Linked DNA regions of Homo sapiens: region 2 is linked to region 1. Evidence: read pairs that join two places in POLR2A ChIA-PET (ENCODE). Cell type or tissue: Panc1. All regions are shown on one strand. Links, peaks and the distances in the headings refer to the core of each region. The heading gives the core; the rest is flanking DNA. Region 1 overlaps TANC2 (tetratricopeptide repeat, ankyrin repeat and coiled-coil containing 2). Region 2 overlaps TANC2 (tetratricopeptide repeat, ankyrin repeat and coiled-coil containing 2).

What was found. Peaks named below come from ENCODE experiments on the same cell type or tissue, not always from the same donor. Only the 100,000 strongest peaks of a DNase experiment are listed, where the experiment ranks them.
Region 2: POLR2A ChIA-PET joins it to region 1 with 13 read pairs; 2 of 35 experiments call an interaction of 5 or more read pairs at or near these places.

The regions. Positions count from the first base shown.
Region 1 is chr17:63,319,865-63,336,454 of GRCh38, forward strand. All of the region lies in intron 11 of TANC2 (tetratricopeptide repeat, ankyrin repeat and coiled-coil containing 2), which reads left to right. It also overlaps the pseudogene DENRP3. Among named protein-coding and RNA genes, the nearest start is that of CYB561, 120 kb to the right of the region's middle. In Panc1, for the core only: no CTCF peak of the experiment used is centred there; no DNase peak of the experiment used is centred there.
Region 2 is chr17:63,239,796-63,256,385 of GRCh38, forward strand. All of the region lies in intron 8 of TANC2 (tetratricopeptide repeat, ankyrin repeat and coiled-coil containing 2), which reads left to right. Among named protein-coding and RNA genes, the nearest start is that of CYB561, 200 kb to the right of the region's middle. In Panc1, for the core only: no CTCF peak of the experiment used is centred there; no DNase peak of the experiment used is centred there; H3K27ac peaks cover 580 bases.

The DNA of each region.
Region 1 (16,590 bases), core at 4,960-12,959:
TTCTCTCCACAGGCAGCCACTTTTACCTCTTAAGGAAGTTTCTCTGATTTTCACCTCCATATTTCTAAATACTATTCGTATACTGCTAAAATTTTTATTAGTTTACAAATTATCTATTGCTTCTTATTATGGATGATGGGAATTATAGTTGTTTCACCTTCCTTCTTCCTACCACCATCCCAATACAATTATTGCATGATTTTTGGCTGAATCCATATTATATATAGTATTTTCAGTATTAATACTGTGCAAATACATCACTCTGGCGCCAAGGATAACATTTCCTTCTTGAACGATTTTGTTTTTCCTAGGGGTTTATGAAATGCCTCATTTTAAAATTTGCTTATTTTTCTTCAAATCTTTGGCTAAGTCATTTCATAACCCTTAATGTAGTTTTGTAAAATTTCTGTCAGTACAGTTTTCCACACTTACAAGTTACATTTTTTACCCTGGAGGCCTCCGTCCTAGAGCCCTCCATCGAGCTCAGTCTGGACCTAGGACACTCTGAAGGCTTACCACCTTGTTCTCCTGGGAGTTCCTGTCCCTCCTCTTTTGTGTTTCATCTCATGTCATATTCTTTCTCGATTTTATTCTTCATTTTGGTGGAGCATATCTTCCAGTAGCTTCCTAACAAAAAATGCATAGGACATAAATTTTTTGATACTTACTGTTTCTAAAAGCATCATTATTCTATGCTTATACTTGCTTATTTGTTTGACACAGTATATCATTCTAGGGTAAAAATTATTTTTTCTCAATTTTGAAGGCATTGCTCCATTGTCTTGAGCTTCCAATATTGCTACTAAATACTCTGATACTATTCTTATTCCTAATCCTTTATATATACCTTGTTTTCTCTCCAAATGCTTTTAGAATCCTTTTTATCACCATTGTTCTTGAGTCTTTTTCATTTATTCTGTTGGTACCTAGCAAGCCCTGGAAATATTCTTTAATTCTGAGTAATGCTTTTGTATTATGTATGATGATTTCCTCACCACCATTTCCTCTATTTTCTCTTTCTACAACTCGTATTAATAAAAAATTAGATTTCTGGCTGGGCGCAGTGGCTCATGCCTATAATCCCAGCACTTTGGGAAGCCAAGGTGGGTGGATCATCTGAGGTCAGGAGTTTGAGACCAGCCTGACCAACATGGCAAAGCCCCATCTCCAAAAAAATACAAAAATTAGCCAGGTGTGGTAGCATGTGCCTGTAGTCCCAGCTACTCAGGAAGCTGAGGTAGGAGAATCCCTTGAACCCAGGAGGTGGAGGTTGCAGCTAGCCAAGATTGCGCCACTGCACTTTAGCCTGGGCAACAGAGTGAGACTCCATCTCAAAAAAAAAAAAATTAAATTTCCTATACTGGTATGATACTCTCATTTTCTTAACTTTTCTGTTTTCTATACTTTTGTTTTTTGGTTTTTTAATCCACCTTTGAGAGATTTCTTCAACATTACTTTCCAATCCTTTTACAAAAAATTTATTTTTGCTCTCATAGTTTTAATGTGTAACAGTTCTTCCTTTTCTCCAGCTGTCTCCTTCTTTTTATAGCATCCTGTTCTTGTTTTATGGACGCAATGTATTCTTTACTTAGGCACTGAAAAAACTGATTAGAAGCTTGTGTGTGTAGAGAGCTTGACCATAGAACATTAAGATGATCCGCCCTTTTTTTGAAATGCCCAAAAGTCAGTATTCCTAAGTTTTTTTCCTGGGCTGTTCAAATTCTCTAGCAAAGAATCCTCCAGTCTTCTGACTGGAGAGTATATGTCTTGGGTGCCAGCATTTTGGAGCTGGGCAGGAAAAGAGGGCTGGAGCTTCACTGTTCACTATCAGACATTTATTTAAGCCCCTTGTTTTCAGTCCTGCACCTGATCTCTACCTTGCTCAATGTGTGGTGTCCCTAAGTCTAGATTCTCTCTTGTTTAATTTCTCTAGTTCTCTTTCCTGTGGGTGTTGGGGAAGGTAGTCACCTGGCTGGGCAGGGCAGGGATGGGAATCTGGGGATCTAACTTCTTACATAAACTTCATATAAATTCTGTGTTTTCAGGTCCCTTCACCCTTCTCTTCCACAGTACCTGGTGTTTCTAATTCCTATGCTTTGTGGAAGTTTTACAGATGGTCTGTAATATTGTAAGGTTCAAATTTTTCATAGAAATACACTCCAGCTCCAAGCCAGAAACAGCATGTTTTCCCAGATACATTATTAATTATTCCTACTCAGTAGTACATCCTCATCTATAAATGGGCTTCTGCAAAATCTGAGATTTCCGTCAATTCATTGCGAAGTCATTGTAGCTTTAAAAGACATCTCTGTTTTTTTCTAAATATCTCCTGTGTAAACGGTCTCTATCCTCTTCTTTAGAACAGTTAGAATCCCTGTAATCCCAGCACTTTGGGAGGCCGAGGCGGGCGGACCACAAGGTCAGGAGATCGAGACCATCCTGGCTAACATGGTGAAGCCCCGTCTCTACTAAAAATACAAAAAATTAGCCGGGCGTGGTGGCGGGCGCCTGTAGTCCCAGCTACTCGGGAGGCTGAGGCAGGAGAATGGCGTGAACCTGGGAGGTGGAGCTTGCAGTGAGCTGAGATCGCACCACTGCACTCCAGCCTGGGCGACAGAGCAAGACTACGTCTCAAAAAAAAAGAACAGACTAATATCTATCTTAGAAATACACAGATGTTAAAGTGCTTCCAGCACTTCAGTTATTCAGTCATTCAGTTATTCAGTTTAGATATACATTTGAAGGACCTATAGTCCAGGACTGAAGATAAATCAGTGAACAAAACAGACACAATTCCTGCTGTTATACAGTCCACATTCTCATGAGAGAAAGACAATAAACAAATACATATATAGTATGTCAGAAGATGATAAGTGCTAAGATCACAGAGAATTAATTCTCCTCACTTTCTTACATCTTATTCTTTCTCTCATCAAGAGAAGTCCCAAGATGTTCATGTTCAATATTTGGAAAACATTACATGTCATAAGTAGGAAATTAGTGGCTACTGTTTATACTTATTTGAGGCATGATTACATGTTAAATTTCATGATTGTGTCTTCCTTAAGCAAAATATAAATTAATCTAGTTGCACCTAGACATGGAATCCTGTTCAGCTTATAACATTGTATCAGAAGTAGCCACTTAGCTTAAAACTGAATGTTATCCCAGTTATTGTGCTACGTGTTACAGTTCAGCTACACAAAAGTGTTCTGTAGACGCATAGAGCAGAAGCCTGCAATCTTGCTGCTCACCTATAGCAAACCAGTAAGCAGAAATTATCTTTTAAATAGGATTTTCAAATTAGTTAATGTTTTGATGAGGTAGACTAACATGAAAATTTAAAGTGTTCTTGAAAAATCTCTCAATTTGACATATTCTTGGTGTCATTTCTTTGTATGTCAGTAATTATCATTGGTATTTCATAACATTCTTGCTCTTTCTTGTGCATCTAGTTAACTGAGAACACTGGAGAGTTTTTGTCACAACTTTAGAACTATTTCATTTATTGAAGAAATACTTTCCATTTGAAGCAAAGATTTTGATAGGTTGGCATCTCTCGAGCGTGTCTCCACTTAACATTACATATTTCTTCTAAAGCATAATCACAGTAGAGGGACAGGGAGATCTCATTCAGGGCCTTTCCTGGATATGTGAATTTAACTCCAACAGAGATTTCTCTAGGTTTTGAATCTGTTGTGCCCCTGTGGTAATACACACAAAATTCACGAGACAAGGAGAAGTTGGCCTCCCTTTATGGAAGGCTTAATGTGTGTTATGGGCTTAGTGCTATTTACCTTATATTTGCTATATCATTTCTTCATTTTTACCTTAACCCTATGAGGTACATCATTATCTCATTTTACAGATGAAGAAACAGTGACTTCAGTGATTAATTTTTTCAAAGTCATACTGTTAATAAATAACGAAGTGAGGATTCAGAGTCAGTATCCTCCCCTGTAATGTGAATACTATGGTTATCCCCATTTTACAAATGAGGAAATAGAGGCTCTGAGGTTAAATAACTTGCTTGAGACCATAAGCTAGTACATGACTGAGTCAAGATTTAAACTGAGGCAGGCAAAGTCTATACTCTTAACCACTGCACGAAGCTGCTTCTCTAGTGTGACAGGAAGGAATTTAGTTTAGTGTTATTTCGAAAAATCCATCCATCATTTAAGGTGGCTTCACAGCAAGAAAATTATAATGAAGATGTACTTTCAGTCATTTTGCTGACCTAAAATTCTTCTTCAAAAAAGGTTTTTATGCAACTAGAATCTCCCAACACATTAAGCAAGTTGTCACTGACAGTCCTTAGATTAAGAAGCTAACATATCTGAAATGAGTTCATTAGAGAAAACAGCTAATTTTAGGAAGTGTCACAGAGATACAAAAAGCAAAGGTTTTTTTTCCCAAGGAAATCTATGTAAGAAAAAAAGTAAATGTCATCCTTGCCAAGAGACAAGTTCTGTACTATACCAGGGGGTGTCAAATGATCATGGTTCCTGAAATTGTTGCAGTCACTATTAAAGCTGTCAGCCAAAGAAGTAGTCATTTCAGTAATCCTTTAATATTGAGCATTTTGAACATAATATGGAAATGTAAGCCAGAAACATGCACACACACACACATACATACACAGAAAATGAAAAACAATAATGAAGAATAAGATTTTATTTGTGTTGTAGTGATTATTTTTAAAAATATTTTCATTTAGTAGAAATGAGATCCAAACTAAACAACACATACCCCATAGATGATGTTTTATAAAATTTGTCTAGGGCTTTTCTTCTCTAAAAATTAACACTGACGTTTTACTGTCAGACCCAGATTTCATCTACATTTGGAACACTGAATATGGGAAAACAGCCTTGTTGTTTATTGTTAATTTCTATGTTGTTTTTATTTTCTACCTCTTCCACTAGAATGGGTCAGTGTTTAAATGTTCACCACCATATCCCCAGCTCCTACACAATGCATGGCACATAAATATTTGAATGAAGAAATTCTAGTCAATTCTCTGTACTGAGTAATCTTTCTAAAACATTTGTTTTTTGCTACTTAAAGCCATCAAATAGCTCCTCCTTGCCCTTGAATGAAATCCAAACTCCCTTCTTAAAATATCATAAAAATTGTAATGAAAGGACCTCTGCTTTTCCCAGGACCGGTTATTTTAGACTACATAATTCTTTGTGTGGGGTGGGGGGCGGGGGGCGGGCAGGGGCAAGGCGGATGTTGTCCTGTCTACTATAGGATATTTAGAAGAAGTGACCTTGACCTCTGTGCTACCAGTAGCACTCCCTCAACCTCTAATTAAGACAACCAGAAACGTCTCCAGAAATTGCCAAATGTTTCCTGGGGAGCAAAACCACTGCCAGTGGAAAACCTCGCCATGCCCTATCTTCCACCATTCCCCACTCACTTATATGCTAGCCACACTAAAATTGATTTCAGTTCCTTGAAAGTAAAAAGCTATGTCTTGCCTTAGGGCCTTTGCATACTTTTTTCCCCTGCCTGGAAAACTACCACACCTTGGTTCACCCCTTGTCCTTCTTCATGTCTCAGCTTAAATATTGCTTCTTCTAAAAAAGCTTTCTCTGGCTCTCCTAAATTACCTTAAGGTGCCCCAGCTGTGTGTTGCCCTAGCACCCTATGTTTCCTCTCTTCTATCACACTATTATTATTACTTGTTTAATTGCCTCTGTTTCCTGCTAAACTGTGGAGGGCAGACAGGGGTCATAGCTATATTACTCATTATTATAGCTTTAAAACCTAGCACAGTGCCTGATATACAATGGAAGTTCAATTAATATTTGTGAATGAATGAAAATGTTAGTGTTTTCTATTAGGAAATCTTGGAGTATTCAGCTGGGTACTTATACATGATAGTGGTTCCCAACCAATTTATAAGGTCAATTCAGAATCAGATTCATGTGTTCCGGGAATGAATCTTGTTTGAGAATCTGGAATTCCACCAATCCTCTAAGACAAAGTTTCATAAACTGTAGATTGAATGTACTTAGACTGTTTATGTGTGCCAGATCAGCATCTCTAGGAATTCCAGATGAACTAAATAAATTAGCCGCTTTTCTTTAAAATTTGTATTTGTTATCGGCCCTAACCTCCTTTGGCTCAAGTAATCAGTAATGTATAATTGAATAGTAGCAATATACAGGATACAGCTGTTTAGATCTAGAATTATAACAAAGATAAACATTATCCTGATCTCAGCTACAGCTAATTAAACAACAGGGCTCTGACTACGAGCCATTGAGGCATACTGTAAAGCCTAAATCAAAACGGTGTGTTTCTAGTATGTGAATAGACAAGTGGAATAGAATAAAAAGTTCAGAATTAGACCCAAGGACATGTGGACACTTAGTGTATGATGAAGGCAGTATTTCAGATCATTGGGATAAAGGTGGACTTTTTAATTAAATGGGCTGAGACAACTAAATAACCATATAGATAACTCATATCTCACACCATGCACAAGAATAAGCAAATGGATTAAGGATCTAAATATTTAAAAATGAAACCATGCAACTAATGGAAGAAAACTTAGTAACTTTCTCTTTAACCTTGGTGAAGAGAAAGGCTTTCTAGGATCTAAAGCTAGAGGAATAGAAGAAAAGATTGACAAATTTGGCCACGTGAAAAAATTTTACCAGCCTGGGCAACATAGTGAGACCCTGTTTCTATGAAGAAAAAAAAAATTAGCTGAGCGTAATGACAAGTGCTTATAGTCCCAGCTACTCAGGGTGCTGAGGTGGAAGGATTGCTTGAGCCCAAGAGGTATGGGCTGCAGTGAGCCACAATCATGCCACTGCACTCCAGCCTGGGTGATAGAGTGAGACTGTCAAAAACAACAACAACAACAACAAAAAAAAAACTTCTAATGTTGCATGACCAAAAAATACCAGAAACAAAGTCAAAAGACAACTGATAAACTGAGAGAAAATATTGACAAAAGAGCTCAAAAGTACAGGCAACAAAAGGAAAAATAGACAAATGGAATGACATGTAAACTAAAAACCTTTTGCACAGCAAAGGAAACAGTTAACAAAGTGAGGAGACAATTCACAGAAGGGGAGAAAATCTTTGAAAACCATACATCTGATAAGGAGTTAATATCTAAAATATAAAAGGAACTCAGACAATTCAATGGCAAAAAACAACCTGATTAAAAAAATGGGCAAAGGACCTGAACAGACATTTCTCAAAAGAAGGCATACATGTGGCCAGCAGGTACATGAAAAAATGCTCAGCATAACTAATCATTAAGGAAATGCAAATTAAAACCACATTGAGATATCATCTCACACCAATTAGAATGGCTTTTGCCAAAAAGACGAAAGATAAGTGTTGGCAAGGATGTGGAGAAAAGGGCACTCTTTACGTTGTTGGTGGGAATGTAAATTAGTACAGCCATTATGGAAAACAGCATGGAGGTTCCTCAAAAAACTAAAAATAGAGCTATCATATGATCCAGTAATCCTGCTTCCAAGTATATATGCAAAGAAACTGAAATCAATGTCAAAGGGATAGCCACACGCCCATGTTCATTGCAGCATCATTTGCAGTAGCCAAGATATGGAACCAAGCTGAATGGATTCTTTAAGTGTGTTATTTTTTTAAAAAAGCAGTTTGGAAATTTCTCAAAGAACTTAAAACAGAGTTACTGTTGAACCCAACAATCCCATTACTGGGTATATACCCAAAGAAATATAAATTGTTCTATATATAAATATAAAGACATGTGTCCATGTGTTCATCGCAGCACTTTTCACAATAGCAAAGCCATGGAATCAACCTAGATGCCTATCAGTGGTGGCCTGGATAAAGAAAATGTGGTACATATACACCATGGAATACTGTGCAGCCATTAAAAAAAAAGAATGAAATCATTCATGGTTTTTTTTATTATACTTTAAGTTTTAGGGTACATGTGCACAATGTGCAGGTTAGTTACATATGTATACATGTGCCATGCTGGTGTGCTGCACCCATTAACTCATCATTTAGCATTAGGTATAACTGCTAATGCTATCCCTCCCCACTCCCCCCACCTCACAACAGTCTCCAGAGTGTGATGTTCCCCTTCCTGTGTCCATGTGTTCTCATTGTTCAATTCCCACCTATGAGTGAGAACATGCGGTGTTTGGTTTTTACAGCAACATGGATGCAGCCGGAGGCCATCATGCTTAGCAAATTGATACAGGAACAGAATACCAAATACTGCATGTTCTTGCTAATAAATGGGAGCTAAACATTGAGTACACATGGACACAAGAAAGAGAATAACAGACACTGGGGCTCACTTGAGGGTGGAAAGTAGGAGGAAGGTGAGGATACTACCTGTCGGGTACTATGCTCACTGTGGGTGACAGTCATCTGTACACCAAACCCCAAGCAATTTACCCATTAACAAACCTGCCCATGTACTTTCTGAACCTAAAATAAAAGTTGGAAGAAAAACAGAATTTTAAAACATGGTATGTGTATGTGTATATGTGTGTGTGTGTGTGTGTGTGTGTGTGTGTATTCATTGTGTGTGTGTGTTTGTATAATAGAATACTACTTAGCCTTTAAAAAGAAGGAAATCCTGTCTTTTGCAAGAATAGGGATAAAACTGAAGGACATTATGCTAAGTTAAATAAGCCAGAAACAGAAAGACAAATACTGCATGATCTTTCTTATATGTGGAATCTAAAAAAGTTAAACTCATAGAAGTAAACAGTAGAAAGATAGTTACCAGAGACTGGGAGTGTGAAGAAGGAAGGAATGGGAGAAGTTGTTGATCACAGGTGATCAACAACTTCTCCCTTGTACAAATTTTCAGATAGATAGGAAGAATAAGTTTTAAGATCTGTTACAAAGCAGGGCAACTACAATAATATATTTCAAAATAACTAACTTTTAAGTGTTTCACCATAAAAAATGATACAATAGGGAGGTGATACATGTCAATTAGCTTGGTTTCATCATTCCACATTATATACATATATCAAAACATCACATTGTACCCCATAAATGTATGCAATTATGATTAGTCAATCAAACATAATAATTTAAAAATCTACCACTTGTCAACTTTTAGCATAGTATCAAAGAAAAACATCCACCTTCCCTTCTCCAACATATGACTGGCATTTCGTCTTGTACTTGAATCCAAAACAGTTTCTTGGAGCATACTGAATGCAGAGGCAGATTTGGGAGTCTATTGCAAAAATTTACACAGTGCCACTTTCTGAAATGTTTGCTTTGAAAAATAGTTATTTTCATAAAACATATTCTTAGATGTCAGCATGATAGATTTATTATTTTTTTAATGAATCAATAAAAATTTTAAGAAAAATTATAGCATATACTACAGATAAAGAGTTAATATCTCTTATATTTAAAGAACTCTTTAAAATTGAGGAAAAGACCAAAACATGATGAAAAAATGGGAAAAAAATAAACAGACAACTCACAAAAAAGATTAAAATGGCCTTGAAACATTTTGAAACATGTTCAAACTCATAACTAAAGAAATGCAAACTAAATCAATACTGAGATACCAGTTTTTTACCTATCAACTAGCAAAAATTTTAAAACATGACAATTTAAAAACTATTCTGTTGTCAAGGCTGTGGGAAAACAGACACTCTCATACTGGAGCACGCCTGTCAACACCATTTTTCTGAGAGCATGTGTTTGCTTCATGTCTCCATGTCACATTTGGTAATGCTTGCAATATTTCAAACTTTTTAATTATTACTATATTTGTTATGGTAATCTGCGATCAGTAGTCTTTGATGTTACCATTGTAATTGGTTTCAGATACCATGAAGACAGCAAATTTAATAAATGTTTTATGTGTTCCGATGACTCTACTGACCAGCCATTCCCCCATCTCTGTCTCCTTGGGCCTCCCTATTCTCTGAGACACAATATTGAAATTAGGCCAATGAATAACATCATAATGGCCTCCAAGTGTTCAAGTAAAAAGAAGAACTGCACATCTCTCACATTAAATCAAAAGCTAGAAACAATTAAATTTAGTGAGGAAGGCATGTCAAAAACCCAAAATAGGCTGAAAGCTAGGCCTCTTGCACCAAGCAAGTAATCAAGTTTTGAGTATAAGGGAAAAGTTCTTGAAGGAAATTAAAAGTGCTGCTTTAGTGAACACATGAACAGTAAGAAAGCAAAACAAGCTTTTTGCTGATACAGAGAAAATTTTAGTGGTCTAGTTAGAAAATCAAACCAGCCACAAAATTTTCTATAAGCCAAAGCCTAATCCAGAGTAAGGCCCTAACTCTCTTCAATTCTATGAAGGCTGAGAGAGGTGAGGAAGCTTCAGAAAAAGAGTTTGAAGGTAACAGAGGTTGATTCATGAGGTTTAAGGAAAGAAGCCATCTCCATAACATAAAAGTGCAAGGTGAAGCAGTACGTGCTGATACACGAGCTGTAGCAAGTTATCCAGAAGATCCAGCTAAGATAATTGATGAAAGTGGCTACACTTAAACCATAGATTTTCCTTTTTTTTCATTGTTTTACTTTACATCTTTATTACATATTTTCTGAGACTTTATTTTAAAAAAAAAATTTATTCAGGATCATAATTTGCATGACAATAAACAATGGTTTCGTGGGTTCCAAATTCTTAAAGGTGACCATACCAATTTAAAATACAAGTCATCTTTTTGATTTGCAGCACCTGACTTAAAATATAATTCATCTAATGCATTCATTAAAAGTGTCCGTTCTTTTATAAGAAAGATATGTTTTAATTGCTGTTTTCCAGACTGTTAAACATGGGTATATATTATTTTTAATTGGTTAGCAGAATTTTACTCACATAATTTATAGCCACAACAAGAGCCTCTAGCCTCTCTGAATGGACTTCCACTGAGAACAATGATGATAATAAATATCTAAAATGTAGGCGGAGCGCGGTGGCTCCTGCCTGTAATCCTAGCACTTTGAGAGGCCGAGGTGGGTGGATAACCTGAGGTCAGGAGTTCGAGACCAGCCTGGTCAACATGGTGAAACCCCATCTCTACTAAAAATACAAAAATTAGCCAGGCATGATGGCGCATGCCTGTAATCCCAGCTACTTGGGAGGCTGAGGCAGGAGAATTGCTTGAACCCGGGAGGCAGAGGTTGCAGTGAGCCGAGATGACACCATTGCACTCCAGCCTGGGCAACAAGAGTGAAACTCCATCCCAAAAAATAATAATGTATCTGGGGTGTGCCCCTACTTGACATTGCCAAGTGTGTTTCCAAATATTCTTAGAAAATATGGTTTTTAAACACATGCATAATATTCTACCACATGATGCATTATCACTTCTTTAACCATTTATTTCCTAATTGTTTATATTATTTGCAACTTTTTGATATATAAATAACATTGTGATCCATACCTTCATTCATAAGTTTTATGCAAGACTGATTATTTCTTTAGAATGATGTCAAAGAAGTGGCTTACTAGTATAAACAGTGCAAATGGTCTAAAGGCTTTTAGTGTACTTTACCAAATAATTTCCAGAATAGCTTGAACAAATCCCACCAACAGTATGTTATTGTGCCCACGAAGTGGACTTGATAACAGTGAAGCAAATTCAACCACAAATCTATTAGATTCTCATCCATCTCTAAACTGTCATGTCAAAGAAGCAAGGTATTCTTCTTCGTATTACTGGTGAGGAAGCCAAATTGGAATGCTTTTTAAAAATCACTCAGCATTAGATCAGTAAAATAATCAACAGAAATGCTTCCCACAAAAAGATCTGGGTTTTTCAAAAAGAATTAAGAAGAGAGGGAAAAGTCAGTAGCAAATGACCAGAATTTTTTGTCTAAATTCTATTTCATACGTAGACAATCTCTCCTATTTATTTGACTTTGGCAATAAAAAACCAAACAACCTTGTACAGAACAGTGAAAACGCCAAGAATGAAGCCTACAGTTTTACTGTAAGATAAGAGTGTGTGTGTGTGTGTGTGTCTGTGTGTGTGTGTGTGTGTGTGTGTGTGTGTGTGTATTTATTTATATTTAAAAGACTTCTCTCCATTTGGCGGTATCAACTCTCAGTTCCAGCCGTTAAATACAGACGTATTTTCAAAACTACATATTTACTTCTTCAAGATCTTCGATGCTGTCATCATCCACCTCTGGCTGTTTTTTCTGAATGATATCAATTATGCCATCTGTAGAGTCTTCCTGAATAATTTCATCCTCCCCTGTTACCGAGGTACCACAGGAGAATTTTTGAGCAGAAAAATCTTTGTGCTTCTTTAAGATCAACTTCAAAAGTTGCAAAGCCACACACTGTTTTTACATATTTCTTCTTTGCTCTGGGAATTTTGGCTATAATAACCTTTTATGGTACAGTCTCCTTTTTTGGTTTTATTTGACCCCTTCCACCTCTCTTCTGTTTTTTCTTCTCCCCTTCCCCTGCTATTCCTTGACCCTTACTAATTCCACTTCTTGATTGGGTGAATTTTCTACAGTAAGTTTTTCAAATTCATTTCATTTAGCAACAACAGGCATATATTCACAGTACCCTGTTGGTAATGAACAGACTCTGCAATAAAGGACTCAAAGTGAGTAATCAGCATCTAACTTGGCACTGTTCCTTGGGCCTCCTTTGCAATCAGCCCCACTGGATTTAGAAATGCCAGCAGCCATTTCACAAACCCAGGTGGTCACACAGGCCCCGCTGCCTCTACTTCTACCACTATGGCCAGTTGAAGTGACATACAGCTTGTCTTCCCTGGCCAGGGCCACCCGAGAGCAATGATAGATTCTTAATGTAGACAGAATAGCCTTCTGTGGGTAGCTGGTGCCACCTAGGACTTTCATAGCTAGAGAGAAGTCAATGCCTGCCTTGAGAGCCTCAAAAGACAGGCTGACACTCTTGTTAGGGACTAATGTAGCTGGTGACTTTCAGTTAAAGCCAATGTTCATTTACCATTCCAAAAATTCTAGGGCCCTTAAGAATGATGCTAAATCTACTCTACCTGTGCTCTGTAAATGAAGCAACAAAACCTGGATGATAGCACATCTGTTTACAGCATGGTTTACTGATTATTTTAAGCCCACTATTGAGATCTACACAGAAAAAAAGATAACTTTCAAAATACTACTCCTCATGGACAATACATCTAGTCACCTAAGAGCTCTGATGGTGACATACAAGGAGATTATTATTGTTGTCATGTCTGCTAACACAACATTCTTTAGGCCTTGGATCAAGGAGTAATTTTGACTTTTAAGTCTTGTAACTTAAGAAATACTTTTCATGAGGCTAGAACTCCCATAGATAATGATTGTTCTGATGGATCTGGGCAAAGTAAATTGAAAAGGATTTTCAAGATTTTCATCTGGAAAAGATTCACCATTCTAGATGCCATTAAGAACATCTATGATTCATAGGAGGTCAATATTAACATTACTAGGAGTTTGGAAGAAATTAATTTTAACCATAATGGATGACCTTGAGAGAGGTTCAAGACTTCAGTGGAGGAAGTAACTGCAGATATGGCAGAAATAATAAGAGGACTAGAATTGTAAGTGGAGCCTGAAGATGTGACTGAATTGCTATCATCTCTTGATAAAACTTGAATGGATGTGGGGTTGCTTCCTATGGAAGAGCAAAGAAAATGGTTTCTTAAGATGGAATCTGTACTTGGTAAAGATGCTGTGAGCATTGTAAAAATAACAATAAGGGATTTAGAATATTACATATACTTCGTTGATAAAGTAGTGCCAGGGTTTGAGAGGATTAACTCCAGCTTTGAAAGAAGTTCTCCTATGGGTAAAATCCTATCAAAGAGTATCACATACTACAGAGAAATCTTTCATGAAAGGAAGAGCCAATTAATGCAGCAAACTTTATTGTCTTATTTTAAGCAGTTGCCACAGTCACCCATCCTTCAGCAATCACCACCCTAATCAGTCAGCAGCCATCAACATCGAGGGAAGACCCCCCTACACAAGCAAAAAGAGGATTCACTGGAGGCTCATGTGATCATTAGCATTTTTAACAATAAAGTATTTTTAAATTAGGGTATGTACATGTTTTTAGACATAATGCTATTGCACACTTAATAGATTATAGTGTAAACATAACTTTTATATGCACAGGGAAATCAAAAAAATTGAGTGACTCACCTTATTGCTCTGTTTGTTTTATTTTGGTGACCTGGAACAAAACCCACAGTATCTCCAAGGTATGCCTTTATACGTACTTGTATTTCTTAGCTCTGTTCAGTGAGAACCCAAAAACAATGACACATCAATACAATAATCACAACTGGTGTCCACATCTTTTTTCTTAATATCATTCTCCAATAAAAAGAACAGAGGCTTTTTAGAGAAGTAGATGATCCCAGAGGCAGGGAAAATACAAAATAAGTCTAGAACATCTTTTGGTGCCAAAAAGCAAGAACTTGCTCAAAAAAAGATAGAGGCTTCTTGAAATAACACAGCAGTCAACCTGAAGGAAATCCTAGTGACTAAAGCTGGAACAAATTGAGCAACAAAATTAATATAGTATTGAATTATAACCAATAGGATAAAATAAGCCCATACTTATTAAATCAATAATAAATAAATAAATGGGAGATAAGGGAGAACTCTTTCTTCCAATAGGATTCTAATTAATAAATGTAGAAAGAAACAAAGAGGGGAATAGAAAATCACTATTAGGCAAACACTCAGGAAATACTGCTGCAGACAAGATCCACTGATAGATACTAAAATTAATGGGCAAAAGTTTAAGGAGAAACAGGATTTGCATAGCCTCAAACATCTCCCTTAAGATATTTATTAACTACAAAGGGAAAGATGATAGTAGAAGAACCTAGCAGAACCTTAACAAAGTGATCAAGGGCAACATTACCAGTTGTGTTAGGCCATTCTTGCATTGCTATAAAGAAATGAGACTGGGTAATTTCTAAAGAAAAGAGGTTTGATTGAATAGTCCTGCAGGCTGTATGAGCATGGCATGTGTCCAGCTTCTGAGGAGGCCTTGGGGAGCTTTCATTCATGGTGGAAGGTGAGATGCTAGCAGGCACATCACATGGCCAGAGCAGAGCAGGAGGTGGGTTGGGGAGGTGCTACACACTTTTAAATGACCAGATCTTGTGAGAACTCACTCACTGTGGTGAGGACAGCACCAAGCCTTGAGGGATCTGCCCCCATGACCCAAACACCTCCCTCCAGGCTGCATCTCCAACATTGGGAATTACATTTCAGTCTGAGATTTGGGCAGGGACAAATATCCAAACTCTACCACCAGTAGAAAAACATCACTATCATGAACCCTGTGATATGATCCACAAAGAGGGATAAAACACTCTTTTTCTGGTATTCTTGACAAAAATTCTCAGTTACATCATGAGAAAACATCAGACAAACCCAAAATGAGAGTCATTCAACAAAATAACTGATCAGTACCCTTCAAAAGTGTCAAGATGGCCGGGCACGGTGGCTCATGCCTGTAATCCCAACACTTTGGGAGGCCGAGGTGGGCAGATCACAAGGTCAGGAGTTCGAGACCAGCCTGGCCAATATAGTGAAACCCCACCTCTACTAAAAATACAGAAAAATTAGCCGGGCATGGTGGTGTGCACCTGTAATCCCAGCTACTCAGGAGGTTGAGACAGGAGAATCACGTGAACCTGGGAGGCGGAGGTTGCAGTGAGCCGAGATCGCACCATTGCACTCTAGCCCAGGCAACAGTGCGAGACTCTTTCTCAAAAAAAAAAAAAAAGTGTCAAGGAAATAGAAGACAAAGACTAAGGATCTCTTACAGACTCCAGAAGACTAAAGAAAAATAACTAAATACAGTATGGGGTCCTGGATAGAATCCAGGAACAGGAAAAGACATAGTGGAAAAACTGTAAAATTTGAATAATGTCTATAGGTAATAGTATTGCCAATGTTAATTTCCTGGTTTTGATAATTTTGCTATGGTTATGTAAGATGTTAATAATAAGGGAAGCTGGATGAGGGATAAATAGAAAGTCTGTGTACTACTTTTGCAACATTTCTGTAAGTCTAAAGTTAGTTCAAAGTAAAAAATTAAAAAATAAATAAAAGTCCTACTGCCAAAAAAAAAAATGGTAGGGCTCCAAGCTGGAAAATTACTGAGGCAGAACTCTAGCCTGGGATCTATTCTTAGCATCTAGTCCCAGCATGAGGATTAGAATCAGAATTGAGGGACTAAGAGAAAAGGAAGAGAGAGTTGTTATTTATGGTGAGCCACCAAGTCCCAAAAATATTAAAAATCAAACTTTAGAGTTGGAAGGGTTTTGCTGATTAGGAAATCAATCGGGTGGTAGTGAGGAAGAAGACATTCACAGAAGGAGTAATGAAAAGGAACATGGAGAGTAAGCGTGTGACAGCTGCAATATTAGTTTAAGTGATACAAATGCCAGTCAGTATGGAAATTAGAATTTTATTTCCAAACAAATTTCAGATATTCAAAGCTGCCTTCACTTTATGTGAGATTAGCTTAATTCTGTCACTGATCCTTCATTTGAAGTAGAAAATGGTCTATGGAGAGTGAAGGCCTGTGACTCAACGCAAGCGTGACAT
Region 2 (16,590 bases), core at 4,360-12,359, 81 kb before region 1:
GCAGGCTGTACAGGAAGCATAGCAGCTTCTGCTTGGCTTCTGAGGAGGCCTCAGAGAGCATTCAATCATGGCAAAAGGCACAGGGGGAACAAGCACCTCACATGACCAAAGCAGGAGGAAGAGCAGGAGGAGGAGGAGGTTGCACACACTTTTAAATGACCCATTCTCTGGAGAACTCTCATATTACAAGAACAGCAAGGGGGAAGTCTGCCCCATGATCCAGTCACCTTCAACAATGGGGATTACAATTCAGCATGAGATTTGGGCAGGGACACAGATCCAAACCATATCAACTGTACATTATGAAAAGTTCCAGGCAAGCCTGAGTCTTTTCCGAAAAGAAGCATGTAAATCCTTGCTCGTATATAAATAGAGGAATGTAACTACCAACCATAATAGTATGTCCCAACTTACTTCCTAACTAAGCTACAATGATTTCTAAGAAAATTCTGGTTCTATTATTTGAGAAAGGCACTGAACACTTAGTAGAAGACAAAGAAGCTTTGTCTCAATGAGTGGAACTATGTAGTCAGTCTGAATGAACAATGTTAATTCAGGGCTATGAGTCTTGGTCACTACTTAACATCAACATTGTGTATTACTGTCTTCTTCCTACTTACTCCCCATTATATTTTATGTGTATCCCTTAGAACCTTTTTTCACTGTGTTAATCAAGGACCTTCTCATTTGTTTAAAAGCGACTCAGCTCTTCCTCAGGCTTCCCTTAGCCCCAAGTGTATCCCAGAACTGTTGTACTTCCCTATTAGCCAAGTGCTCCCTCTCTAGTTGTATCCTGTACCTTCAGAGCAGTGCCAGAACTGAACAGACTATGGGAAGAGAGAATGGAACAAGCAAGCTGGTTAATTTAATGTTTTGCTGTTGGTCTCAGAAAGCCATCAGGACCACATGAAACTAACCACCAGACAGTAATAAGCTTTGAGGCAACTACCAAACTATCTCCATCTAATTCCTAGCCACCTTCCCAGGCTGAACTCAAATACTTCCTCCTTCATGAAACTTTCTCCAGTCATCTCCCAGCCACAAGTAATTGCTTCTTCTTCTAGAAAGCATTCTCTTTTTGTGTTGGCAACAGTCTACTTTGTGTTATGTGCAGCTATTGTGTATATGTGTTGGTCTGACTGTCACAATCTAAACTTTTTGACATTAGCAACTGAGAAGACTCCAGTAGAGGTTCCATAGTGAGTGAACTAATGAATGAATATATGCATGAACCAACCAATCTGTGATATCAGCTTTAAACAAAAATAACAATGTAGTTAGTAAATCTAATGATAATTTTCTTCATCTTACTATAGAATATAGTCTTCTCATAGGAGAGATTACCCAGAAAAAGGTGGGGTGGGGGCTTATTTACAGAAAGTAAGCTCTATATGAGATGGTAGTATGAGCCAGTTACAAAACAGTTTTGGACTTACTAGTATCTCACAATTTCTTTTCTTCCAAAATTATAAACTGTAGTTCTCTTTAATAATGGAATGTATAAACAGCATTTATCACTATTTGCTAACAACTGGCAATATATATTTTTCAGTGGTTAATCAGAAGCCCTTATTCAATTAGCAGTGTAATGGTATTGGGGAAAAAAATGGAGATTTTAAGAGATTTCTGTTTCTCTAAGAGAGCAGTCAGCAAACCAGGGCCCATGGGCCAAGTTTGGCACACTCTATTTTTGTAAATAAAGTTTCATAGCAGCAAAACCACACTCATTTATTTATTTATGGCTACTTTGCTCTACCACAACAGAGTTCAGTTGTTGGAACAGAGATCATAAGCTATACAGTTAACATTGTAGTGGCCTACAAAGCCTGTATAAAAAGGGCAATCCCAACGTTCATTCTAAAATCTTACCCTGGCGTTGGATTCAAGTCACCCCTCGGCGATGCATCTCGGCTATACAGGTCATATACAGTGTTAGCTGTGCATAGGGACAGAAACTGTTTTAGACTTTATGAAAGTTTCATGATGTGTTTCACATGACTTCATGAATTACATAGAGCATCAGAAATGTGTAAAAATTCCGTGAGAGGACATTGTTACTCAGCTATACTGATACAAGATAGCAAAGACACTAAACGGATTTGAAAGAGACAAAAAAGCTGAAATTGACCCTTAAGTTTTAAGTTTTTGTAATATGCATTTAGCTAGACTCATCATCAGTGTGGTGCATAGACAGTGCCTAATAGTAAATTGGTCACCTGCTTGAGTCTAGAGCCCTCATTTCCAAACTTAGGAATTTTCATTTTGGTGGTGGAGAAGTCTCTTAATATATTCGTTCTCATTTTCTCTTGACTTCTTTTTAGTTTATTGAAAAGAATGTAGAATTACTTTGCTCTTCTTAAACAGACATATCTCTTGAGATTCATTATTTTACCCAAAAAAATGCTAACTGTGAGCTTATGAGATGTCTAAGACTCCTGTACTCCTATAAAAGCCCGATAAGCTTTTCCTCTCAGTGTCTGTGAGGCTAATACTATTGTAAACAAAAAATACAGAAGGAAAAGTAAAAGCCACTCTCCTCTCTACACCTAATATCTCTCTCCAAAGGTTAATATTTCTGATTCTTTAAAATATATCTATATATATAAAACATTATAATATCTGTATGTGATATATAATCATATATACCTATACATGATCCTCTGTATCTGTGGTTCCATATCCATGGATATGGATGGCCAACTAAAAGGGACTTGAGCATTTGCAGATTGCGGTATCCTATTGCAGATAGCTCCAGGGGTTCTGGAGCTAATTCCCTGCAGATACCAAGGGATGATTGCATTTAATTATAATATATGTAAGAGAGATATGAGGTCAAAAATGAGTGGGATTCATTCAAAAGAAATGAAAGCATATGTTCTTAAAAATATATACATAATCATCACAGTTTTATTTGTAGTAGCCAGTAACTGAGCATCCCAGATGCCCATCAACAGGTGAATGGATAAACAATTGTGTATCCATACAGTGAAATTCTACTCAGCTACAGAGGGAAATGAATTATGGATACCACAGCAACATACATGAATCTCAAAATAATTATTCTATTTGAAAGAAGCCAGATTAAAAAAATATATGCTATATGATTCCATTTGTATAAAATCCTAGAAAATGCAAACTAATCTGTAGGCATAGATTGCCTCTGTTATACTGCGACCATCTACAAGTACAGGTGCCCTGTGGGAATTAGGGCTCAGGAAAGTGGCACAATGTTGATCCTCTGGCTACTGCTATTGCTCTGAGTAAAAAACTGTCTTTGATCTCCGACCCAAAGTTTCATATCTTTTTCCAGCATCCAAGCTTGTTAGTTTACAGATTCTTCACAATTCTTGACAGTGAGATATCGCTATACCCAAACCCACAAAATTAAAAGAAATGGCAATGGCAAGCAACACAAGGAAATGCTGCAATTGAAATTATACATTGATGGTGGGAGTATGTTAATAAGTTGGTACTCCATTTTGTAAAGTTGTTTGACAAGATGTATTAAAGGTATATAAAGCTATATATGCATGTTATCTAAAACCTCACAATTCCATTTCTGAATAGAATGTCCATGAGAAATGAGTGCTTTTGTTTATGAGAAGACAGATAAAATAAAGTTTTATCAGTTTTATTCATAATATCTAAAAACTGAAAACCATTCACATGTCCATCAACAGTGGAACTGATAAATTGTATGCAGCAATGAAAAAGAACACACTACTGTTACAACATCGTGAATATATTTCACAGATGTGATATTGAACAAAAGAAGACTCAAAAGAGTGCCTTCTGTATAAAGTATGTACATTGATATAAAGTTCATAGAAACAAAATGATCACACTTCTATAATTATAGAACTAAAGTAATGGTTACCTTTGGTAGGATTATTGACTAAGGGAGCTTTCTGTATCTTGGTCTGGATGGTAGTTACATGGATTTATACTCATGAGAAGACTTCAAAAAGTCCATGGAAAACATACTTAAAAGATACAAATAAAAAATATAAACTTTATTTCTCAACATAAGTTCCATCAAGTTCAAGACACCTTTGTAAGTGATGATACCAGCCATTTAGTTCATCCCTAAAGAACTGAGTGTCCTGGGAATTTAACCATGTCAATTAAGTCTTTTTTACATTATAAACTGAAGAAAAATGCATGCCTTTTACAGATTTTAATATTAAGAAACAAAAAAGTCAGAGCCAAATCAAGACTGTAAGATGGATTTCCCATCTAAACTTGCAAAATTGCCTTTGTTTGATGAGAGGAATGAGCAGGAGTATCATTGTGGTGGAAAAGGATTCTCTGGTGGAGCTTTCCTAGGTGTTTTTCTGCTCAAGCTTTGGCTTGCTCAAAACACTTTCATAGTAAGCAGGCGGGTCATTTTTGGTCCTCCAGAAAGTCAACAAGCAAAATGTCTTGATCACCCCAGAAAACTGTTGCCATGATGCTTGCTCTTGACTAGTCCACTTTTGCTGTGACTGGACTATTTCCACCTCTTGGTAGCCCTTGCTTTGGTTGTGCTTTGTCTTCAGGATTGTACTGGTAAAGCCATGTTTCATCCCATTACCATTCTTCAAAGAAATGCTCCAGGATCCGAATCCTACTCATTTTGTTTTAAATTTTCATTGAAAGCATTTCTCTTTTCTGCAGCTGATCTGGGGACAATGGTTTTGGCACCCATTTAGTGGAAAGTTTGCCCCCATTTTAATTTTTCAGTCATAATTGTGAAAGCAGAACCCATTGAGACATCTGTCATGTTGGCTCTTGTTTGTGCTGTTATCATTTGTCCTTTTCAATTGGGATACAAACAAGATGAATTTTTGTGGATGGTCTGCCACTGCAGGCTTCAACACTGTCTCATCCCTTCTTAAAACAAGTTATCCATTTGTAAACCGCCGATTTCTTTAGCGTATTGTCTCTGATATGATTTGGCTGTGTCCCCACCCAAAACTCATTTTGAATCATAGCTCCCACAATTCCCAAGTGTTGTGGGAGGGACCCAGTGGGAGGTAATTGAATCATGGAGGCAGGTCTTTCCTGTGCTGTTCTCATGATAGCGAATAAATCTCTTGATTTCTCATGGTTTTATAAAGGGGAGTATGTCATGTAAGAGGTGACTTGCTCCTCCTTGCCTTCTGCCATGATTGTGAGGCCCCCAGCCATGTGGAACTGTGAGTACATTAAACCTCTTCTCCTGTGTAAATTACCCAGTCTAGGGTACGTCTTTATTAGCAGTGTGAAAATGGACTAATAACAGTCTCCATAAATGTTTTGTAAAAATCAGTGATTTTACTATTCTTCCACCCAGGCTTCACCATAACTTTGCTGTTTATCCTTGCTTCAATTTTAGCAGAATTCATGTTGCTCTGATGAGGGCTTTTTTCACACTAATGTCTTGTTCTTAATGCCTCAAACTATATCCTGTTCAGACATCTTATAATAAGTTAGTATGAATTTATTTTGATGCAAAAAATTTTTGAAATTCATCCATAGTTTTTTCATAAGATGCATTTCAATGAACTTTTTGAAGACTCTCACATGTATAAAAATAATTAAGCTATACACCAAAGATTTATATACTCTATATATGTAAATCATACCAGTTTTTAAAATATATAAAATGTGGCAGGGCACAGTGGCTTACACCTGTAATCTCAGCACTTTGGGAGGACAAGGTGGGTGGATCACTTGAGGTCAGGAGTTCGAGACCAGCCTGAACAACATGGTGAAACCCCGTCTCTACTAAAAATACAAAAATTGGCCAGGTGCAGTGGCTGACACCTGTAATCCCAGCACGTTGAGAGGCTGAGGCAGACGAATCACGAGGTCAGGAGTTCAAGACCAGCCTGGCCAACATGGTGAAACTCCGTCTCTACTAAAAATACAAAAACTTAGCTGGGCGTGGTGGCAGGGGCCTGTAATCCCAGCTACTCGGGAGGCTGAGGCACAGAGAATCCCTTGAACCCGGGAGGTGGAGGTTGCAGTGAGCTGAGATCGTGCCACTGCACTCCAGCCTGGGCAACAAGGCGGGACTCCTTATCAAAAAAAAAAAAAAAAAATTACCTGTGCATGGTAGCGTGCACCTGTAATCCCAGCTGCTCAGGAGACTGAGGCACATGAATTGCTTGAACCTGGGAGGCGGAGGTTGCAGTGAGCCAAGATTGCACCAGTGCACTCCAGCCTGGGATACAGAGTGAGACGCTGTCTCAAAAAAAAAAAAAAAATTATATGTATGTAGGCCTGTTGTCTCTGCAGAAGGATTTTCTCTTTTCTTTGGTATAGAAATAGCAGTCCTAGGAAACATAACAAGATCTTTGTCTGAATTATCTATTTTAGTGTTGCTTAATAAAACCTAATAACTACAACAAATAGATAATTTATTTAAAATGTTTCATTTTATTGAGTATATAAACCTAAGATGAGTACCCAAACTGGCCAGAACTTTTTTTTTTGTTTTTTTTTCTAAAGCAGCAGTCTGTGTGTGGATTTTTAAAAAAATTTTTTTAAAAACAAGTATATTGAGTCTTATTTTATATATTATAAAATTCACCCATTTCAAGTGTACAATTCAGTAATGTTTAGTAAATGTAGCAAGTTGTGTAACCCTCACCATGAATCAGCTTTAGGACATTTTCATTACCTCAGAAAGATTTCTGCATCTATTTAACATTAATCCCATTCCCTCTCCCAGTTCCCAGGCAACCACTAATTGACAGAGTCTATATATTTGTATTTTCTGGAAATGTCACATAAATGGAGTCATATGGTATGTCGTCTCTTGTATCTGGCTTCTTTCACTCAGCATAATGTTTTTGAGGTTTATGACGTATATATATCAGTAGTTTCTTCCTTTTTATTTCAAGTAGGATTCCACTGTATGACTGTACCATATTATGTCTATTCATTTACCATTTGATAGACATTGTTTCCAATTTTGGTCTATTGTGAATAGTGCTGCTGTGAACATTTGTTTGCAAGTGTTTGGGTAGACATATGTTTTCATTTCTCTTGGATAGATAGATACCTAGGAGTAGAATTGCTGAATCTTATGGTAAGCTTATATTTAACTTTTTAAGAAATGCAAAAATGTTTTTCTAAAAGTAGCTGTACTGTTTTGCATTCCCACCGGCAGTGTACAAGGATTCCTGTTTCTCTACATCTCCTTTGTTACTGTCTTACCTTTAGCTGGTGTGAAATGATATCTCATGAGGTTTTAATTTGCATTTTCCTAATGACTGCTAATGTTGAGCTTATTTTGTGTATTGTTATCTATTCATTTATTCTTTAGTGAAATATCTATTCAAACTTTAGCACATTTTCATATTGGGTTATTTTCTTTGGATTTGTACGAACTTGTTGTATATTCTGGATACAAGTCACATCAGACATGTATTTGCAAATACTTCAGTCTGTTGCTTGTCTTTTTGTTTTCTTACTGGTATATTAGGAAATATAAAAATGTCAAATTTTGGTGAGGTCAATTTGTCAATTTTTTTTCTGATAGACCATGTTTTTCATGTCACTTTCCTCTTTATCTTTTTAATAGAAAACATACTGTTTATATCATGTATTATAAAACTGATTTCTTTACGACATTGGGGTTTGTTTTAACTCAAGTATTGGAAAATACTTCCTGAAATACTTAATATTTTTTCCCTCTTGTCCCTCCTCTTCCCCTACTCATGTTAAAAAAAAAATAGAAACAATTACATCATCCTAAATTGTTACATCTGTAGACTAGACCTTAATTGTTACATCTGTAGACTAGACCTTAATTGTGAATGATTTTTTTATTTACCACAATTGTCTTCCCATAATGTTAGTCTTTCTGGCTAGCAGAGTGCTTTAGATTCTTAAGCAGTACTTATCACTCATCCTTAAAGGAAGGGTAAAAGGTAAATATACCATCAGAGATCAGATAGCTCTGTCCTGGAGAACAAGATTATATGCTACTGGAGTAGTACATATTGACTGTGTTGAACAAAATACTTCATCAGAAAATTATTTCTTGTCAGTGTTGAACATAATACAAACAGACCTACTTTGGCCTACAGGGCAAGTCATATGTCAGGGAATAGTTTGTATTAGGTTGTTTTTTGTATCTGGAAACCATGGTTTCAGGATGCTCAGAAAGAGGCAGAAAAGGAAGCTATAAACCAAATGACTCAGTTATTTTCAACACTTAGTAGATTGTAGATTGAAAATTTTTCCAGAACGTAGAGAAATAAAATTACTTTCACAGGGAATTGCCCTGCTAAATGTATAATGTATGTAAATATTTGATAAAACCACAACCTCTGGTAGCTTAAATGATTACGTATCTAAACCATTTTTAAATTAAATTTTCTCGTCTCAGGAGGGTCTGCTCTTTTCATTTAGCTCTAGATACACATACTTTCCTTTCCTTTCTAATGGGTACATAGAAGTGGTTCCCTAAACTGGGGAGACTCCGATGCTAAATCTCTGGTGAACAGGAATAATTGAGGATTTCAAATATGAAGTGAGCTTGAAATAGGAAAAAAAAGTATATTCACACTTATTAAATTGTTCTAAGCATCTGAACGTCAAGGGCAGGATGGGGATGGGAATGATGAATGCCAGTAATAAAAAGCCTTATTCAGATCCAACTTTTAAACTTCTCATCTTTTTTAAACTTAATTTCTGTGTGACTAATATAATTATTTATTTTAGAGACCAAATGATGTTGAATAATAATGTGAAAAATATCATTTGAGTAACTTTTAAAAACCTGGGTTAATAATTGTTTAAATGGTCCTTGCCATGATACAGATTTCTCCCCAATTTGGGAAGAGGATCACCTTCTATTGCCTAAGCTCCTTAGCATCTTTTTAGGACCACATCTTCTGGCATGACCAGGAAATTTTTAGGGGATTATTTAAAATCCTTGAGGCTGCTACTGGATTGAACTGTAATGAATAAAACTATATATATTGTTCCATAATGCCAAGATTCTTGATTTTAAAAAGAACAGAAATGACTTGTGGCTTTTGTGACACTTTTGTGGGGAGAATGGAGTCAGCATGTATGCAAATATTTATGGTGAATTATTTTTAAAAATATTTTTCTAAGCTTTTAACTTACATATGACATAAATGGAAGAAATATATATAGTGAAAATTTTTAAAATCGTGTATTTTATTTACAGTATTAAAATAGAAGTTTGACTAATACGTTGGTCAAATAGATTCAGCTGCATACTTTTAAAAACATAAAGACTCCAACTAGTGAAGTTCATAGTTAAAATAGATAAAACAATTAACACTCCATGTTCCACATATGAGGATAGTACTGTTTGCTGAAAACATGAAAACTTTTAACTCAAATGATAAAGTGATTAAAGTTGAGTTTTGGCAGTCTGCAATATTAAGGCTCGGAATTTTCTGGAGTAGCTCAGTTTTCTGAATATAAACTTAGCTGTTCATACACCTTTAAATTAAAATTCTAAAATATTAAAAAGATTTAACAATGTGTTTTGTTTTCAAAATGTAAATTGCTATTGCATATTTGTTTTTAAGCCTGTGTGTTGGAAGGAAGTAGAAGACTCTTGTGGACTTGTGGTTGCATGGCAGAAATTATCAGAGTAGGCAGTCTACGGTCATCCTTGATGTCCAAAAATGAGATTGGCAGTGAATTAGAGGGATGTGGGAAGCAGGAAATGTTTGCTTGCAACAGCTGTCGTCAGTGCTTTGTGTGAGAATGAGAGGTCTATCAAGGAAACATACAAACAACAGAAGTCAGCTAAAATATAAACTCTGGCCATCTACATGTTAATGCTTGGAGCTTCATGTTTTCCTAAGAAAAGGATCTTAAGAATCAGGTAAATACAGAACGGGAATCTAGGGGGATTTAAGCAAACCCAATCAGAAACTTTTAATAGAGATTTTGCAAAAATCAAAAATGGGCTTTTCAGCAGTCAGAACGTTGGCTTTATGTATCAAGGGTATAAGGACAGCAGAATGGCTTCTTGCCCAGGCAGGAGCAAACATACAGTGTCATTCCAGGTTCCTTGCTCAAGTCAGCTAGAGTGACAATTTTACTACTATAATCTGTTTGCATTAGTGGCAACTGATATAAGAAGAAACAATTCAAACTGTCTTCCAAACTCAGTATAGAGTTATCTCTAAAATGTTGTATACCAAATGTCTGTTAGATTTCTTCTGCCCACTTGTAGTGTATTTAAATTATTTTAACTTCAAAAATGCATGTCAGTTAAATGCTGAGTTGTCCTCAGCTGTTACAACCTGATGAAATCTAAAAAAAAGCTGTTCTTTTTTTCTTTTCCCTGTTCCTTCTCAAAACAAGTCTTTTAAATGACAAACTTTGTGGATTTACTTTTTAAAGCTTTTTCTCTTTACATAAAAATTTTGTTATAGATTTGTTTTTCTGCTTTCTCCATTCATCTGAACTCACCTGATTATGTCTTATACTTGTATCTGGAAAGTGTTAGTTAAATATTATAGTATTTATTTATTTATTTATTTATTTATGAATGAATGAATGAGGCAGGGTCTCACAGTGTTGCCCAGATTGGTCTCGATCCCTGGGCTCAAGCAATCCTCCAACCTAATATCTTCCCAATATAATGTTAATTTAATCTGACAGAACTATCTCAAAAATTTTTGCAGTACAATTGCGTAGTAAGACTAGCGCTATAAGGTAGGAACGTATGTGTCCCTATAGAGCCGTCATTGGTGTTTGTATGAGATGATGATGTACAAGGCATTGTTGCTATAGCCAACTCCTTCAAAATAACCCAGTAAGACAAAAGTTAAGTTGTTGTTTGCTCATTGTTAAATGTAGCTGAAACATGAAATGTGCATATAATAATGGTTATTCGTTCATTAGACAAGTATTTATTGAGCAGGTACTATATGCCAGGCACTGTTCAAAGCACTTAAGTATCATCATTAATAAACAAAACAAAGATTCCCATTCTCATGTAGTTTACATTATTGCTGGGAAAAGTAATGTTAGTAAGTAATGTTACCCAGGCTGGTAATTTATAAGTAATTTATATACTATGCTAGAAGGTGGTGTATGCTATGGAAAAAAGGAAAAGGGGGATCATGAATATCTGAAGGAAGATAATAGAAACGTTGTTGAAGCTAAGCATATTATTTTAGTGATATCTGTTAAGCATTAAGAAAGCAAAACAGTGAGGAGGAGGAGGATCGTGCCAAACGGATTATGAAATCTAAGTAGGACCAGTCTGGAATTTAGTTCTACATTGAGTATCATGTGCAGGGCACTCTGATTTACTCTGAAGTGGTAGAGTAATGAAAGATGAATTGGGCATTTCTTTCTTGTTCTCAAGAACCTACTACAATCAGTGAAGGAAGGCAGACATGTAAACACCTACCTGAATAACACAAATTCTAAACAGCAGTATATATTTATGTGGTTGCTGAGAAGGAGAACCAATTAATTCTGACTGGGAGATTGATTAGGAAAGCAAGGAAAGTGCAGCCTAAGCAAAGTTTTGGCAAAGGGAAAGATAAGTTTGACGCAGTTTGACCAAGCCTTTTTATCAGAAAATGATATACAAATGGAAAAGATCCAAATGACTGTGAGGAAGAGTACAACTAGGTACAACTAGAAGAACAAAGGGAAACACCTAACAGAAGTTTGTGTCTCCTGGCTGATCTTTCCAATATTTGTCTCATATGCCTTTAAATAATCTATTTGAAAGGAGAAGAATTTTGAAAATGATGAAGCAAAGAGAAACTAAAAGAGGACTAGGGACAATGATTAATAAGAAAAAAAGGCAGTGGAAAATGATAGATTCAGATAACACCAACCATAATTTTATTGTAGTCCCAGATTAAAGCCATAGTTCCCCATTTACTGATTGGAAAGCTGTCTAAGCCCAACATCAGGACCCCAGAGCTATTGCATTTGATATTGAATATCGCTGCTTTTTTTTAAGGTCATTGTACTTCTATTTGGATTTTTGAAGGAATGAACTATTCACTCAGTTCAGTGATGGCAATATTTGTCTTTTTCTTCTAGTGTCATTTGTCTGAAATTGAGAAATGTGCTCATGCCAAAGCATATTTACTATATTTCTTGGTTTTGTGAAATAAATCAAGGCGATAGAATAGTGATGTTCATCTTCCTAGGTATTTCAATAGTAAAGATTAGCTTAACTTGTTAAAACCACACTAAACATTGATATTTTACAAACCACCAGCTTTTATTTAAATATAAGAAGTTAAACGTGAGAAACTAAACCTGTGGCTAAAAGTACTTGCCAGAAGATTTTTTGATACAAAAATTAAAATGAATTACATGACTATTATTTAATTGGAATATGTACTCCACAGTATAAGATCTCTCATAGTTTAATCTTTAAAATATTAGATGAGTATAATTTTTTAAAAATATATCTGTATTAGGCTTCTTTCTTTTTAATTTTTATGGGTCATAGTATATGTATATATTTATAGGGTGGGTGAGATATTTTGATACAGGCATACAATATGTAATAATCACATCAGAGTAAATGGCATAACCATCACCTCAAGCATTGATTATTTTTGTTGCAAACGTTCCAACTATTCTCTTTTAGTTATTTTTAAATGTACAATATTGTACATTTTGTTGTACAAAATTATTGTTGACTATAGCCCACCCTGTTTTGCTGTCAAATACTAGATCTTATTCATTCTGTCAAACTATATTTTTGTACCTTTTGACCATCCCCACTACCCCCACCCCAGCGACCCTTCCCAGCCTCTGGTAACCATCATTCTACTCTCTGTCTCCATGAGTTCAGTTATTTTAATTTTTAGCTCTCACATATGACTGAGAACATACAAAGTTTGTCTTTCTGTGCCTGGCTTATTTCACTTAACATAATGACCTCTGGTTCTATCCATGTTGCTGGCAATGACAGGATCTTACTCTTTTTTATGTCTGAATAGTACTTCATTGTGTGTATGTACCACATTTTTTTTTACCTAGTCGTCTGTTTTTTGTTTTGTTGTGTTTTGGTTTTTTTGGAAGGAGTCTCGCTCTGTTGCCCAGGCTGGAGTGCAGTGGTGCAATTACCCAGTCTTCTGTTGATGGACACTTAGGTTTCTTCCAAATCTTGGCTATCCTGAATAGTGCTGCAACAAACATGGAACTGCAGATACTAATTTTCCTTCTTTGGGGTATATACCTAGCAGTGGATCATATAGTAGTACTATTTTCAATTTTTTGAGTAACCTCTGTACCATTTTCCATAGTGGCTGACCTAATTTACATTCCTACTGACAGTGAACAAGGGTTCCCTTTTCTCCACATCTTTGCCAGCATTCATTATTGCTTGTCTCTTGGATAAAAGCCATTTGATAATATCTCGCTGAAGTTTTGATTTGCATTTCTCTGATGTCAGTGATGTTTAGCACCTTTTCATATGCCTGTTTGCCATTTGTATGTCTTGTGAGAAATGTCTATTTTTGCCCATTTTAAAATTGTGTTACTAGATTTTTTTCCTATAGAGTTATTTGAGCTCCTTATACATTCTGCTTATTAATCCCTTGACAGATGGATAGTTTGCACATATTTTCTCCCATTCTGTGGGTTGTCTCTTCACTTTGTTGATTGTTTCCTCCCTTGTACAAAGCTTTTTAACTTGATATGATCCTATTTGTTCATTTTTGTTTGGGCTGCCTGCCCTTTTAGGGTATTACCGAAGAAACCTTTGCCCAGACCAGGGTTCTGAAAAATTTCTTCAGTGTTTTACTTTAACAGTTTCATAGTTTGGGGTCTTAAACTTAAGTTTTTAATCCATTTTTATTTGATTTTTGGTTTTGGGTTTTTTTGACATAGGATCTCGCTCTGTCACCCAGGCTGGAATGCAGTGGCACAATTATGGCTCACTGCAGCTTTGACCTCCCTGGACCTCAACTTCAAGTGATTCTCCCACCTCAGACCTCGAGTAGCTGGAACTATAGGTGTGTGCCACCCACACCCAACTAATTTTTGGTTTGAGGGTTTTTGTTGTTGTTGTTGTTGTTTTTGGTAGAGACAGGTTTTCACCATGTTATGCAGGCTGGTCTCAAACTCCTGGGCTCAAGCAGTCAGCCTGCCTCGGTCTCCCAAAGTGCTGGGATTACAAGCATGAGCACTGTGCCTGCTGCTTGGGATGGCTTTGGCTATTTGGGGTCTTTTGTGGTTTCATATAAATTTTAGGATTAGTTTTTCTATTTCTATAAAGAATGTGATTATTATTTTGATAGGATTGCTTTGAATCTGTAGATTGCTTTTGGTAGTATGGACATTTTAATAATATTGATTGATTCCAGTCAATGAACATGAAATGTCTTTCCCTTCCTTTGTGTCCTCTTTAATTTCTTACATTATTGTTTTTTAGTTGTAGAGATCTTTCACTATTCTACTTAAATGTATTCCTAGTTATTTTATTTGTGGCTATCATAAATGAGATTACTTTCTTGATTTCTTTTTCATCTTGGTGGCTGTTGGCACATAGAAATGCTACTGTGTTTTGAATGTTGATTTTGTATCCTGCTACTTTACTGAATTTGTTTATTAGTTCTGTTTTTTTGTAAAATCTTTGGGTTTTTTAAAATATAAGATCATATCATCTGCAAACAAAAATAATTTGACTTCTTCCTTTCCAGTTTGGATGCCCTATATTTCTTTCTCTTGTCTGATTGCTCTAGCTGGGACTTCCAGAACTATGTTGAATAACAGTTGTGAAAGTGGGCATCCTTGTCTTGTTCTAGTTCTTGGAGGAAAGGCTTTTAGTTTTTCCCCATTCAGTATGATACTAGCTATGAGTCTGTCGTATATGTCTTTTATTGTGTTTAGGTATGTTCCTTCTGTACCCAGTTTTTTTAGGATTTTTATCATGAAGGGATGTTGAACTTTAGCAAATGCTTTTTCAGCATGAATTGAAATGATTGTATTATTTTTGTCCTTCATTCTATTGATATGGTGTAGCACATTGATTGATTTGTGTGTGTTGAACCATCCTTGCATCCCTGGGTTAAATCCCACTTGGTCATGGTGAATGATCTTTTTAATGTGTTGTTGAATTTGTTTTGCTAGTATTTTGTTGAGGATTTTTGCATCAGTGTTCATCAGGAATATTGGCCTGTGGTTTTCTTGTTTTCATGGGTCTTCATTTGGTTTTAGAATCAGTGTAATCTAGAATCATAGAATGAGTTTGGAAATACTCTCCTCCTCTACTTTTTTGAATAGTTTGAGTAGGATTGGGAATAGTTATTTTTTATTTATTTATTTATTTATTTATTTATTTATTTATTTATTTATTTTTATTTATTTATTTTTGAGACGAAGTCTCACTCTGTCCCCCAGGCTGGAGTGCAGTGGCACTATCTCGGCTCACTGCAAGCTCCACCTCCCGGGTTCACACCATTCTCCTGCCTCAGCCTCCCGAGCAGCTAGGACTACAGGCGCCCGGCTAATTTTTTGTATTTTTAGTAGAGACGAGGTTTCACCATGTTAGGATGGTCTTGATCTCCTGACCTTGTTTGTGATCCGCCTGCCTCGGCCTCCCAAAGTGCTGGGATTACAGGCGTGAGCCACCGCGCCCGGCCGGCAGTAGTTCTTTTTTAAATGTTTGGTAGAATCCAGCGGTGATGCCATTGGATCCTGGGCTTTTCTTTGCTGGGAGACTTTTTATTATGGTTTTGATCTCATTACTTTGTCTATTCAAGTTTTGCATTTCTTCATAGTTCAGTCTTGGTAAGTTGTGTATGTTGAGGAATTTATCCATTTCTTCAAGGTTTTCCAATTGATTGGTATATAGTTGCTCATAGTAGTCTCTAATGATCCTTTGAATTTCTGTGGTATCAGTTGTAATGTCGTTTTCATCTCTGATTTCAATTTATTTGGGTCTTCTCTCTTTTTTTCTTAGTCTGGCTAAAAGTTTGTCAATTTTATCTTCTCCAAAAAAAACTTTTCATTTCATTGATCTTTTGTATTTTTTGTTTCAATTTCATTTATTTCTGCTCTAATCTTTATTTCTTTCCTTCTACTAAGTTTGGGTTTAGTTTACTGTTTACTTTGTTCTTTAAGAAGCATCATTAAGTTGTTTATTTGACTTTTCTTTTTTTTTTTTTTTTTTTTTTGAGACAGTCTCACTCTGTTGCCCTGGCTGGAGTGCAGTGGTGTGATCCCAGCTCATTGCAACCTCTTTCCCCCAGGTTCAAGCGATTCTCCTGCCTTAGCCTCCGGAGTAGCTGGGATTACAAATGCCCACCACCACGCCTGGCTAATTTTTGTATTTTTAGTAGAGGCAGGGTTTCACCATGTTGGCCAGGCTGGTCTCATAAACTCCTGACCTCAAGTGATCCACCTGCCTCGGCCTCCCAAAGTGCTAGGATTACAGGCATGAGCCACTGCTCCTGGCCTCTACCTTTTTTATGTAGGCACTTATTGCTGTAAATTTTCCTCTTAATACTGCTTTCACTGTATCCTATAGGTGTTCCATACTAGTTCTGTTTCCATTTTAATTTGTTTCAAGAAATCTGTTAATTTCCTTCTTAACTTCTTCATTGACCCACTGATCATGAGGAGCATATTGTTTAA